Linked DNA regions of Homo sapiens: all the other regions are linked to region 2. Evidence: chromatin contacts called from ENCODE Hi-C or POLR2A ChIA-PET data. All regions are on one chromosome and are shown on one strand. Each heading gives the region's core, a stretch centred on a gene start or an enhancer-like site at or near the end of the contact. The rest is flanking DNA. Distances are from core to core; before and after follow the strand shown.

What was found. A loop is a pair of places that touch in the nucleus more often than their neighbours do. ChIA-PET counts read pairs that join two places held with the same protein, here RNA polymerase II (POLR2A). Pooled maps may share reads with other maps.
Region 1: a loop to region 2 is called in a pooled map, with 5 times the contacts of the local background. The contact joins the enhancer-like site here to the promoter of RBL1 in region 2. A Hi-C loop is called at or near these places in 1 of 168 maps with a recorded cell type or tissue (naive thymus-derived CD4-positive, alpha-beta T cell), 6 of 37 single-sample maps with no recorded cell type and 11 of 50 pooled maps. POLR2A ChIA-PET finds 5 or more read pairs at or near these places in 4 of 52 experiments (GM12878, SK-N-SH, activated B cell and 1 more).
Region 3: a loop to region 2 is called in a map of CD8-positive, alpha-beta T cell, with 8 times the contacts of the local background. The contact joins the promoter of NDRG3 here to the promoter of RBL1 in region 2. A Hi-C loop is called at or near these places in 2 of 168 maps with a recorded cell type or tissue (CD8-positive, alpha-beta T cell and naive thymus-derived CD4-positive, alpha-beta T cell), 1 of 37 single-sample maps with no recorded cell type and 8 of 50 pooled maps. POLR2A ChIA-PET finds 5 or more read pairs at or near these places in 4 of 52 experiments (H1, Panc1, T-cell and 1 more).

Annotation. Positions count from the first base shown.
Region 1 is chr20:36,594,484-36,597,585 of GRCh38, forward strand. The region is part of intron 2 of TGIF2-RAB5IF (TGIF2-RAB5IF readthrough); the gene reads left to right. Among named protein-coding and RNA genes, the nearest start is that of RAB5IF, 9.7 kb to the right of the region's middle. RefSeq lists an enhancer at 1,236-1,605. Within about 2 kb of position 1,413, at least 8 of the 41 ENCODE cell types and tissues checked have a DNase peak (open chromatin) inside an H3K27ac peak, as active enhancers do; they include GM12878, where a contact is called at or near this core.
Region 2 is chr20:37,094,143-37,097,439 of GRCh38, forward strand. It overlaps RBL1 (RB transcriptional corepressor like 1), which reads right to left and starts at 1,855. Exons shown (of 22, transcript NM_002895.5): 1 at 1,631-1,855. The coding sequence starts at 1,786. RefSeq lists enhancers at 1,214-1,313, 1,547-2,223, 1,874-2,143, 2,264-2,313 and a silencer at 1,584-1,643.
Region 3 is chr20:36,744,475-36,747,913 of GRCh38, forward strand. It overlaps NDRG3 (NDRG family member 3), which reads right to left and starts at 1,616. Exons shown (of 16, transcript NM_032013.4): 1 at 1,571-1,616. RefSeq lists enhancers at 1,079-2,045, 1,770-1,869 and silencers at 1,240-1,429, 1,460-1,659.

The DNA of each region.
Region 1 (3,102 bases), core at 163-2,662, 500 kb before region 2:
AACTGAGTTTGGTTGAGTGTGCCTGGGTCTGGGTCTGTGCTATGTTCAGTCTCTTTTTTTTTTTTTTTTTTTTGAAACGGAGTCTCTCTCTCTTGCTAGGCTGGAGTGCAGTGGCACAATCTTGGCTCACTGCAACCTCCGCCTCCCAGGTTCAAGTGATTCTCCTACCTCAGCCTCCCAAATAGCTGGGACTACAGGAGTGCGCCACCATGCCCGGCTAATTTTTTGTATTTTTTAGTAGAGACGGGGTTTCACCGTGTTGGCCAGGATGATCTCGATCTCCTGACCTCGTGATCCACCCACCTCGGCCTCCCAAAGTGCTGCAATTACAGGCGTGAGTCACTGTGCCCAGCCCCAATTTCTTAATTTTTGTACACACACACATGAAAGTGAGATGCCCTAGGTAAAGAAACTGAGTGGGCTGTGGCTTGTGCCTACAGTCCCAGCTACTCCAAGGCTGAGGCTGGAGGATCACTTAAGCCTGGGAGTTTGAGGCTGCAATGAGCTGTGATTGGACCACTGCACTCCAGCCTGGGTGACTGAATGAGACCCCAAGACCCCATCGTTTTTTTAATTTTTTTTTATTCTAAAAAAAAAGAGAAACTGAGTAGGGATTTCAGATACTTGCCTGAACTCATATAGCCCATATAAATATGGAGCTCGAATTCAAATTCAAGTCTGTTTTCCTTCAGGGTCACTCAGGTCTGCCCAGAACCTACCTGAAGTAATATAGTGGTCACTTACTAACATAGTATCATCTAGCTGTCTAGAACAGTGCTGTGGGCTCAGCACAAGAAGTTTCTTCTGTGAATGAAATCTTGGTGGTCTCTCCTACAGGTCACTCTCCTTCAGGAATTTGGAGAGAGAGCCTCCCCACTCAAGTTTCCCAGATTAAAGAGCCTCAGCTCCCTCAGCCATTCACCCAAGGTCCTGATTTTCCCCCATTTCTCTCTCAGTATCTCTCAAACTGCACACTTGGCCCTGGAGCTCAGCAGAATAGGCACATGCTGTTACAGCTTTTCAAAGTAAGTTTAATATTCAATTCACATCGGCCGGGCGTGGTGGCTCATGCTTGTAATTCCAGCATTTTGGGAGGCTGAGGCGGGCAGATCACTTTTGAGGTCAGGAGTTCAAGACCAGCCTAGCCAACATGGTGAAACCCCGTCTCTACTAAAAATACAAAAATTGGTGGGGTGGGAATGGCGCACCCCTGTAATCCCAGCTACTCGGGAGGCTGAGGCAGGAGAATCGCTTGAACCCTGGAGGCGGAGGTTGCAGTGAGCCGAGATCATGCCACTGCACTCCAGCCTGGGCGACAGAGCGAGACTGTCTCAAAAAAAAATAAAAGGAACTGAAACCAAAAGTGTCTTCTGCATCAAGCTTCAAATGAGCCCTGGAGTGAGCAAGCACTCTAGATAATGAAAGTGAACTGCGGGATAATGTGGCTAGGGCCCCTCCTGTGACGCTGGGAACATGATCTAAGGACATCCACCTTTTTTATTAGAGTCTCATTCAGGAAACAGCTTTTAAATGTATCTGCCCTGGTCGTGAATACCCGCTGTCTCTTTGGGCTGGCTATGTATAGCCTGGCCGCCTCTCTATACCCTTGTTCTTTTTTTTTTGAGACAGATTCTTGCTCTGTCGCCCAGGCTTGAGTGCAGCAGTGCAATCTCGGCTCACTGCAACCTCCGTCTCCTGGGTTCAAGTGATTCTCCTGTCTCAGCCTCCTGAGTAGCTGGGATTACACGCACGCACCACCACCCCTGGCTAATTTTTGTATTTTAAGTAGAGACGGGGTTTCACCATGTTGGTCAGGCTGGTCTCAAACTCCTGACCTCATGATCCGCCTGCCTCAGCCTCCCAAAGTGCTGGGATTACAGACGTGAGCCACCGCACTCAGCCTATACCCTTGTTCTTAATAGGGCTAAGATGATGCTTCAAGCTTTTGGGTATCGATTTTGGACTTTGCATTAATATTTTTTTTGTTTTGTTTTGTTTAAAAAGGTGGCCGGGTGGCGTGGTGGTGCATGCTTGTAGTCCCTGCTACTTGGGAGGCTGAGGCAGAAGAATCACTTGAACCAGGGAGGCGGAGGTTGCAGTGAGCTGAGATGGCGCCGCTGCACTCCAGCCTGGCCGACAGAGTGAGACTCTGTCTCAAAAATAAAATAAAATAAAATAAAGGTAATGGTAGTGATTGGTGGGGAGGGGATCTGCCATCCTCTAGATGGGTGGTCAGGGAAGTCCTCTTCCTTTCCACTGTTTTTGAATGGTAGTTTCTCCATGGCCCCCAGGCTTAGAACCTTTTTTTTTTTTTTTTTTTTTTTTTTTGCCTCAACTTAGCCCTAGGAATAAGCATCTCTGGGGTAAGACTGAGGACTCTGGATTTTAAAAGTACAGTCTAGCTTGAAAGCTGCTACATGGGCTGGGCACGGTGGCTCATACGTGTAATCCCAGCTCTTTGGGAGGCCAAGGCTGGTAGATCACGAGGTCAGGAGTTCGAGACCAGCCTGGCCAAGATGGTGAAACCCCATCTCTACTAAAATTACAAAAATTAGCCTGGCGCGGTGGCAGGCACCTGTAATCCCAGCTACTCGGGAGGCTGAGGCAGGAGAATCGCTTGAACCCGGGAGGCAGAGGTTGGAGTGAGCCGAGATCGCACCACTGTACTCTAGCCTGGGTGACAAGGCAAAACTCCGTCTCAAAAAAAAAAAAAAGAAAAGAAAGCTGCTACATGAAAACTCCATATGGCAGAGGCCAGGTCTGCCTTGTATGGCTGTATCCTTGCTATGTTATGCACTAGAGCTGCAGAGGATAAGGTGTGGCACTCGAAGGATGCAGAAATAACCATCACTGCTGTCAGTGTTACTGATTTCAAAGGCATTTCTCTATGACCCAAGCCTGGTTTCAAATTCTTGGTCTGTCACTGATTAGCTGTCATGACCATAGGCAAGACAGTTCACTACTCCAAACTTCAGTTTTCATCATCAATAAAGTGGGAATAGTAATACTTACCTCTTGGGAGGATGAAATAGGATAATCTATACGTTACTATCTATCCTTGCTCAGCACACAGCTGAGGGAAAAACAACCTGTAAAATAACT
Region 2 (3,297 bases), core at 605-3,104:
AATCTGAAACAGGTGCATGCCTTGACCATAGTTTGACACAGTAAATGCTTATTCAATGACAGATGGTGTGACCTTGGGCAAGAGAGACCAAATCAGACCTAGGATGTCAGAAATGCTTTCTCAGGCTTTCAAAAATCAATCTGTTTTCAATTGAGACGCCATTCATTCTAATCTCCCTTACTTTCTTATTCTTCCCACAGCTCTCCAGTCATGCCACCCACGGATGTGGACCATTGTCCTTTACCCAGTCTATCCAGTTCTGAAGACACTTTTTTCAGGTACTACTCCTTCATATATAGGCACACATACAATCGACACTTTTCCAACTCTATGCCTTTGAACCCAGCAATTATTTCACTGGGTGGTGAGTCAGTGGTGCACCCTGGGAGTGGGTCCAGCGCCCTTGGCACATGAAAGCCTTTGAACATGAGGCCAGTGGTGCTACATGAAATACACTCCATCACAATTCTGTCTACACTGGGCTTATGCTCGTCTGGGTTTCTTTCTCTGTTTTTAGATAGAGTCTTGCTGTCACCCAGGCTGGAGTGCAGTGGTGTGATCTCCACTCACTGCGGCCTATGCCTCCTGGGTTTAAGCAATTCTCCTGCCTCAGCCTCCCGAGTAGCTAGATTACAGGCAGGCGCCACCACACCCAGCTAGTTTTTGTATTTTTTTAGTAGAGATGGGGTTTCGCCGTGTTGCCCAGGTTAGTCTCGAACTCCTGGCCTCAAGTGATCCGCCCGCCTTGGCCTCCCAAAGTGCTGGGATTATAGGCGTGAGCCGCCACGCCCAGCCTGGGTTTCTATATTAGAATAATCCTAGGCAAGACAACCTTCTGAGCCTTGCCATTATCACCTGGAAAGCAGTCTAATACTCATTGCCATGCCATGTTCACAGGGCTGTTGCGAGGATAAAATGCAAGAATGATGGGGAAAAAAATCAAGTAATTATAACTGACATTTGTTTTATTCAGAGCCAGACACTGATGCAAAGCATCAGGACGATGCTCTGACGGAGGAGGAAACGTAGGGCTGAGATCAGCTTCGTGTGCACATTGGCTTTGATCAAACTGCTGCACAGCGACCGGCAGCTCCACCCTGGTGAAGCAGAGGGTGGAGGTTAAACGGCTCAGACCCTGGGTCTGGCTCCATCTCTAACCGTGTGACCTTGGGCCTGTAGCTTAACCCGTCTAGGGCTCCGCTTCCTCTTGCGTGAAATGGGGATCACAGAAGGGGTTCAGACGGAACTGAGGGTCCATTTAAAGCTCTGGGCAGTGATGTCTTGGCATGCAGTTCATTTTCACTTTACCATTATATTTGTTCTTACTGATTTAAGGGCAGCACCATGACTTTTGTGGCGCTTGGCGGGGTAGAGGGAAGTGTGGTCAGGAAGCCTGGGGTCTGAGCGGCGCGGGACCTAGGCCGCTCCTTTCCTGAGCTTCAGTTTCCCGCCTCAAAATGATGGGTGGATTGGCTGAGCTACACCCACCTTTCCCGCCCCTCGGCGCTTGGCTGCGCAGCGACCCTCCTAGGTGGGGAAACTCCCACCACCCCATAGGCCGAGGAAGGGGCGGGGCAGGGGTGGGGCCTGGCGAGGGTAGGGTCCGGCCGCCCCACCTGCTGCCGCTCACCTCTAGGCTGTAGTTGCCTCGGATGGCAGTAAAGTCGTCCAGGGCTTCGGCCGCGCTCCCCTCGTCCAGGTTCAGCTCCTGGCACAGGGCCTGTAGCGCCTCCCCGGCTGCGGCGACCACCGCCGCCCCCTCAGCGTGGGGCTTGTCCTCGAACATCCCTTCAGGCCCCGCGGGCTGCGCGCCACGGCCCCCGACTTCTTTCTCCCTCCCAGGCGCGCTACCCACAACCACCTGCGCCAAAGCGCGCGAAAATCTGCAGCTGCGGGACGTGTTGTCATCCACCGTCTGCCTCCGCTTTTCTCCTCAAAAAAAGTCCGTTTTTCCTCCGGAGCTCCTAGCAGTCCCTCCCCGGAAATGTGATAAGAAGATGTACCTCAGATTCTGAAAGACCTGTCCTTGGCCCTTGGCTGGTCGCGGGGGGCCCAGCCGGCGGGACAGAAAAAGAGCGGAGGGATCCTCAGCCCGCGCGCAGAGCCTGCTGGGAGGTGTAGTCCATCTCTTGGGAGATGAAGCCCGCGGCCTCCCCCTGTCTTCCTGGTTAGGCTCTTGGGTTTTGGGGCAGGGCTGGGCTGCCTACTGCGAGGTGGCCTCGTGCAGCGTAGTGAGATGCCTCCTCTATCCACGGGCCCTGGGTTTGTCACTGTCCCTGGGCGCCAAACATAATCTGAGCTGTACCCCTTGAGTTAGGAGATGGAGGCTGGAAGAGAAAAAAGTAGCCCCTGGACGAAGAGGGGCCTCTTGGGACTCTCCCCAAAGTCCTAGTGCCCAGTGAGTGGTTCGCTAAATGACAGAGGGGAAGGATTGGTGACGGATATTAGAAGACGAATCCTCATCTCATGCTAGTCGCTAAAAGAGGCAGGCAGAGAAGACTGCAGTAAATGAGGCAGGAGAATAGGGTCTGGAGGCAGGGAACCTATGGCTGTTTCACGTGACTTCTTAGAACTAAATTGAAAGGAAAACCCCAACTTTCCACGCCTAAGTAACAAAAGAACCAGAGGCTGTTCCCTTGGACCTTTTCTGCATGGCAGATGGGAAATTGGCTGTCTGCAACAAATCACACTGAGCGCCTTCCAGTCTTTGTTTGCAACTTTGTAACTTCACTCCAGCCTCTGAACGGTTGCTGTCCACAACCAATCAGACTGATGGCGGGAGAGTCTTCCTTTGCATAGAAGTATAATTTTGTTAACTTCACCCTGGCCTCTGATTGGTTGCTTTCTGCAACCACTCAGACTGATTGTGGGCTACCACTTCAGTTACATCAAGAGAGCATAAAGTGGCCAATGGGAAACTTCTAGAGGGTATTTGGACCCCAGAAGATTCTGTGTCTGGGCCCTTGAGCTGCTGCGTGGGTTCGCTTCCCCACTATGGAGTGTACTTTTGTTTTCAATAAATCCCTGTCTTCGTTCTTTTGTTGTTCCATTATTTGCTTTGCCTGTAATCCCAGTACTTTGGGAGGCCGAGGCAGGTGGATCACTTGAGTCCAGGAGTTTGAGACCAGTCAGGCCAACAAGGCAAAACCCCGTCACTACTAAAAATATAAAAATTAGCTGGGCGTGTGGGTGCACTTGTGTAATCCTAACAACCTGGGCAACTGAGACATGAGAATAAAGAATCGCTTGAACCGAGGAGGCAGAGGCTGTAGTAAGCCAAGATTGCACCACTGCACT
Region 3 (3,439 bases), core at 366-2,865, 350 kb before region 2:
CAAGGGGCTAGAAGTCCGCAGGGTAAGACTGAGGCTAAGACCCTGTTTTGTGAACGTGTAATTCTAATTGGGAAAATCAAGCAGGGAAGGCTTCACAGAGAAGGTGGTGATTTAGTGGAGCCTTTGAAATGTGGAGGAGGATTTGCTAAGGGAGAAAAACGACAGTTTGAGCTAGTTATTTTGGGGGAGAAACATTCACATATTTTTATAGCTGTTCATTTGGAACTTTAAATCATGGGAGGCTTCTTAAATTCAGCACCACTCTATCAATGTTCTCTTTCTCTTCTTGCTTTATCTTAAATACTGAAATGTTCAAGCCCAACCTTGGGGCAAAGGCAGAAAGCCTCGGACAGAAAGCCCCGGAATGAGGTGAGTGCTAGCCAAATCTGCTCTGTCACCTCCAAGTCCAGCCCGCCCAGCTAGCCCAGTCAGCCCAGTCCTGCTCTCTTGGCAGGAAAGGAAGGCTAATAATATCCCCTGAGGGCCAGGGTAAGGGGGGGGGGGGGCGCGGCGGGGGTGATCTGGATGCCAGCAGGCAAGGATCACTCTTGTTCTGTCAGTAAGCCACCAAAGGAAAGCTTCCCTGCTTCCTAATCCACGGGGCTCCTAGTCTACCTGTGATAGGGAGGCCAGCTCTGCAGGAAGAAAAAAAGGGCTTCATGACAAGGAAGGGGGAAGCATTTGGATTGGGAAGTGCAGAGGTGGTTATGCGAGGTTATCTTAATAAAATGCTTAGCAAGATCCCTGGCACACAGCGAGCGGTGGAAGAACGTTAGCTCTTATATTAATAACACTATTATTATTACAGTAACACCTCAATTGTACTCCGACAACAAGAAAATCTTTTTTGTGCAGCCTACTTTTACGACGTTCGAGAGCAACTTCAGAGATGACAAGTGATTTCAAAATTTTTTCAAAGGTACGAGATCAAATTCCAACCGCACTGGCCTGAGAGCCCGAGACCCTGAGTTGAGAGCTGACCCTGCCACTTGTCAGCTGCGTGACCTTGGGCATGGCACTTCACCTTTCCGTGCCTCAGTTTCCTCGGCTGTTAAGTGGGGCTAAGAAGCCTCTCCCCGGTAGGGTAGTCGTAGGGTCCCGTTAGAGGATGCCCTCTGCTGCTCTGGGGCCGGACGGGTGCAAGGGCTGCTCACGGCCCCTCTTCCAAGCATCTGGGCTCTTGGAGCGGGCGAGGTAGATGGATGAGCAACCCCAAGGCCCACCAAGCTCTGCCGCCTGCAGAGCCAGAGCGAGAGAAGGGTTCGCGCCTGCGGGGGGCGTCCCTGTGACCCAGGGTGTTGAGCCCGGAGGGAGGCTCTCTTGCTACCCACACGCTGTCGCCGGCGGGCTGGGCGCGGGGAGCGGCCGAGGAAAGCCGGGCTGACCTGGGTCCGGCGGGCGGGCGGGGCGGGGCAGAGGGCCCCGGGGGCACGGGGGAGGCAAGCAGCACGGGCCACCAGGGCCTCGCCGTGCCGCGGAGATGATGCGGGGAAGGAGCAGGGCAAAGGAGCGACGCCCCCGAATGCGGCGCCGCGCGCCCCCCGCGGGCCGGGCGGAGGCGCTCACTCACCTGAGGCGCGGGCACCCGCCGTCAGTGCAGCAGCAGCGGCGGCGGCGGCGGCGGCGGCGGCGGCGGCGGCGGCGGCGAGAGGGGCGGGGGAGGTGCTGCGGTCCGCGCAGGCGCGCCGAGGACGCCAGGGCGGCGCATGAGTGCTGTGCCCGTCCACCTCGGGAACTACCGAGAAGATGGTGGCTGAGCCAGGAGAGGCCGGCGGCGCCATCTTTGATGTAGTTTTTCTTGCTGCGGAGTTTCCTCAGAGAAGAATCTCAGATTTTGGAGGCGCTGGGCGGCAGGGCCATTGAGCTCTGCGTCTGGAGCGCTTCCCTCAGTTCCCTGAGTCGCATCCTTATGAAGCCCCTAAGAGCTCTTGCAGGGTATGGCATCCTCCTTTTAAGGTGACCTAGAGCCATACCCAAGGTCACAGGGCGCCTAGCACAGTGCTCGGCACGTGGAAAGAGCTTAGTAAATTTTTGGTGAATGAACATAGTAATTTAAGAACTAGAGTCCAAGACTCAGGGCTCCGAATTACCAGTCCTCCATTGTATCACCCCTATTACAACCGTCAGCCAAATCATCTACTTTCTTGAATGCAACATTAGAGATGGAATTTTTTTTCCCAGAATGATTGCAGATATTAAACTTAATGACCCAACAATTTAACACCAAAATGTACAGGACACACTCTTCCTCTATTTATTATCTATTATTTCTTTACCATTAAGTACCACTGACTAAAAGTTTTTTTGTTTTGTTTTGTTTTGTTTTTTGAGACGGAGTCTCACTCTGTCGCCAGGCTGGAGTGCACTAGCGCGATCTCGGCTCACTGCAACCTCTGCCTCCTGGGTTCAAGCGATTCTCCTGCCTCAGCCTCCCGAGTAGCTGGCACTGTAGGCGTGTGCCACCGGGCCTGGCTAATTTTTCTATTATTAGTAGAGACGGGTTTTCACCGTGTTGGCCAGGATGGTCTCGATCTCTTGACCTCGTCATCTGCCCGCCTCGGCCTCCCAAAGTGCTGGGATTACAGGTGTGTGAGCCACCACGCCCTTTTAACCCGAGCCAGTGTCGCCATCTCGGCTCAGGTTCCCAAGTCCCTCAGCCTCCCAAGTAGCTGGGACTAGAGGCGGGCGCCACCATGCCTGGGTAATTTTTGTATTTTTTTTTTTTTAGTAGAGATGGGGTTTCACCATGTTGGCCAAGCTGGTCTCAAACTCCTGACCTCAAGCAATCCGCCTGCTTCTGCGTCCCAAAGTGCTGGGATTACAGGTGTGAGCCACCACGCCCGGCCACTAAAAGCATATTCTTTTAATTAAGGCAAACTGAACAAATGAATATTACCAAACATCTCAGAGGGCAGCAATAATATTGTTATTCATCAAGCACAATTCTTGAACTGAATTTAGTTGGAAGGAAAACTAACATTAATTGAGCACAGCCATTTATTTTATGGTTTATGTTCGTTAACATTTACTGAATTCAAATTAGTTCTAGTTCACCATCCACTATTTATCCCTATGTCCTTGGTTAGACAATTAAGTCTCTCCACACCTCTCCATGCCCGAATTCCTCATCTATGTCACACACCCAGAAATAGAAGTTACAAGGTTGTGGCAAAGACTGAATGATAATATGCATGTAAAATGCTTAGAGCTCAGTAAGTATTATTTTTCTTTGTTCTATCGTATTTTACTGTTGAAGACACAAAACATACTTCTTGAGTTTGAAGAAATCCTTATAAGCAAAAAATGCAATACAATGTAATAAATAAAAAGGGGGAGGGTATAATCATCTTTAGAGAGATAATCTGTCCCCATTTTACAGATGAGGAAATTGAGGATAAAATGAAAATTCATGGCCGGGCGCAGTGGCTCACGCCTGTAA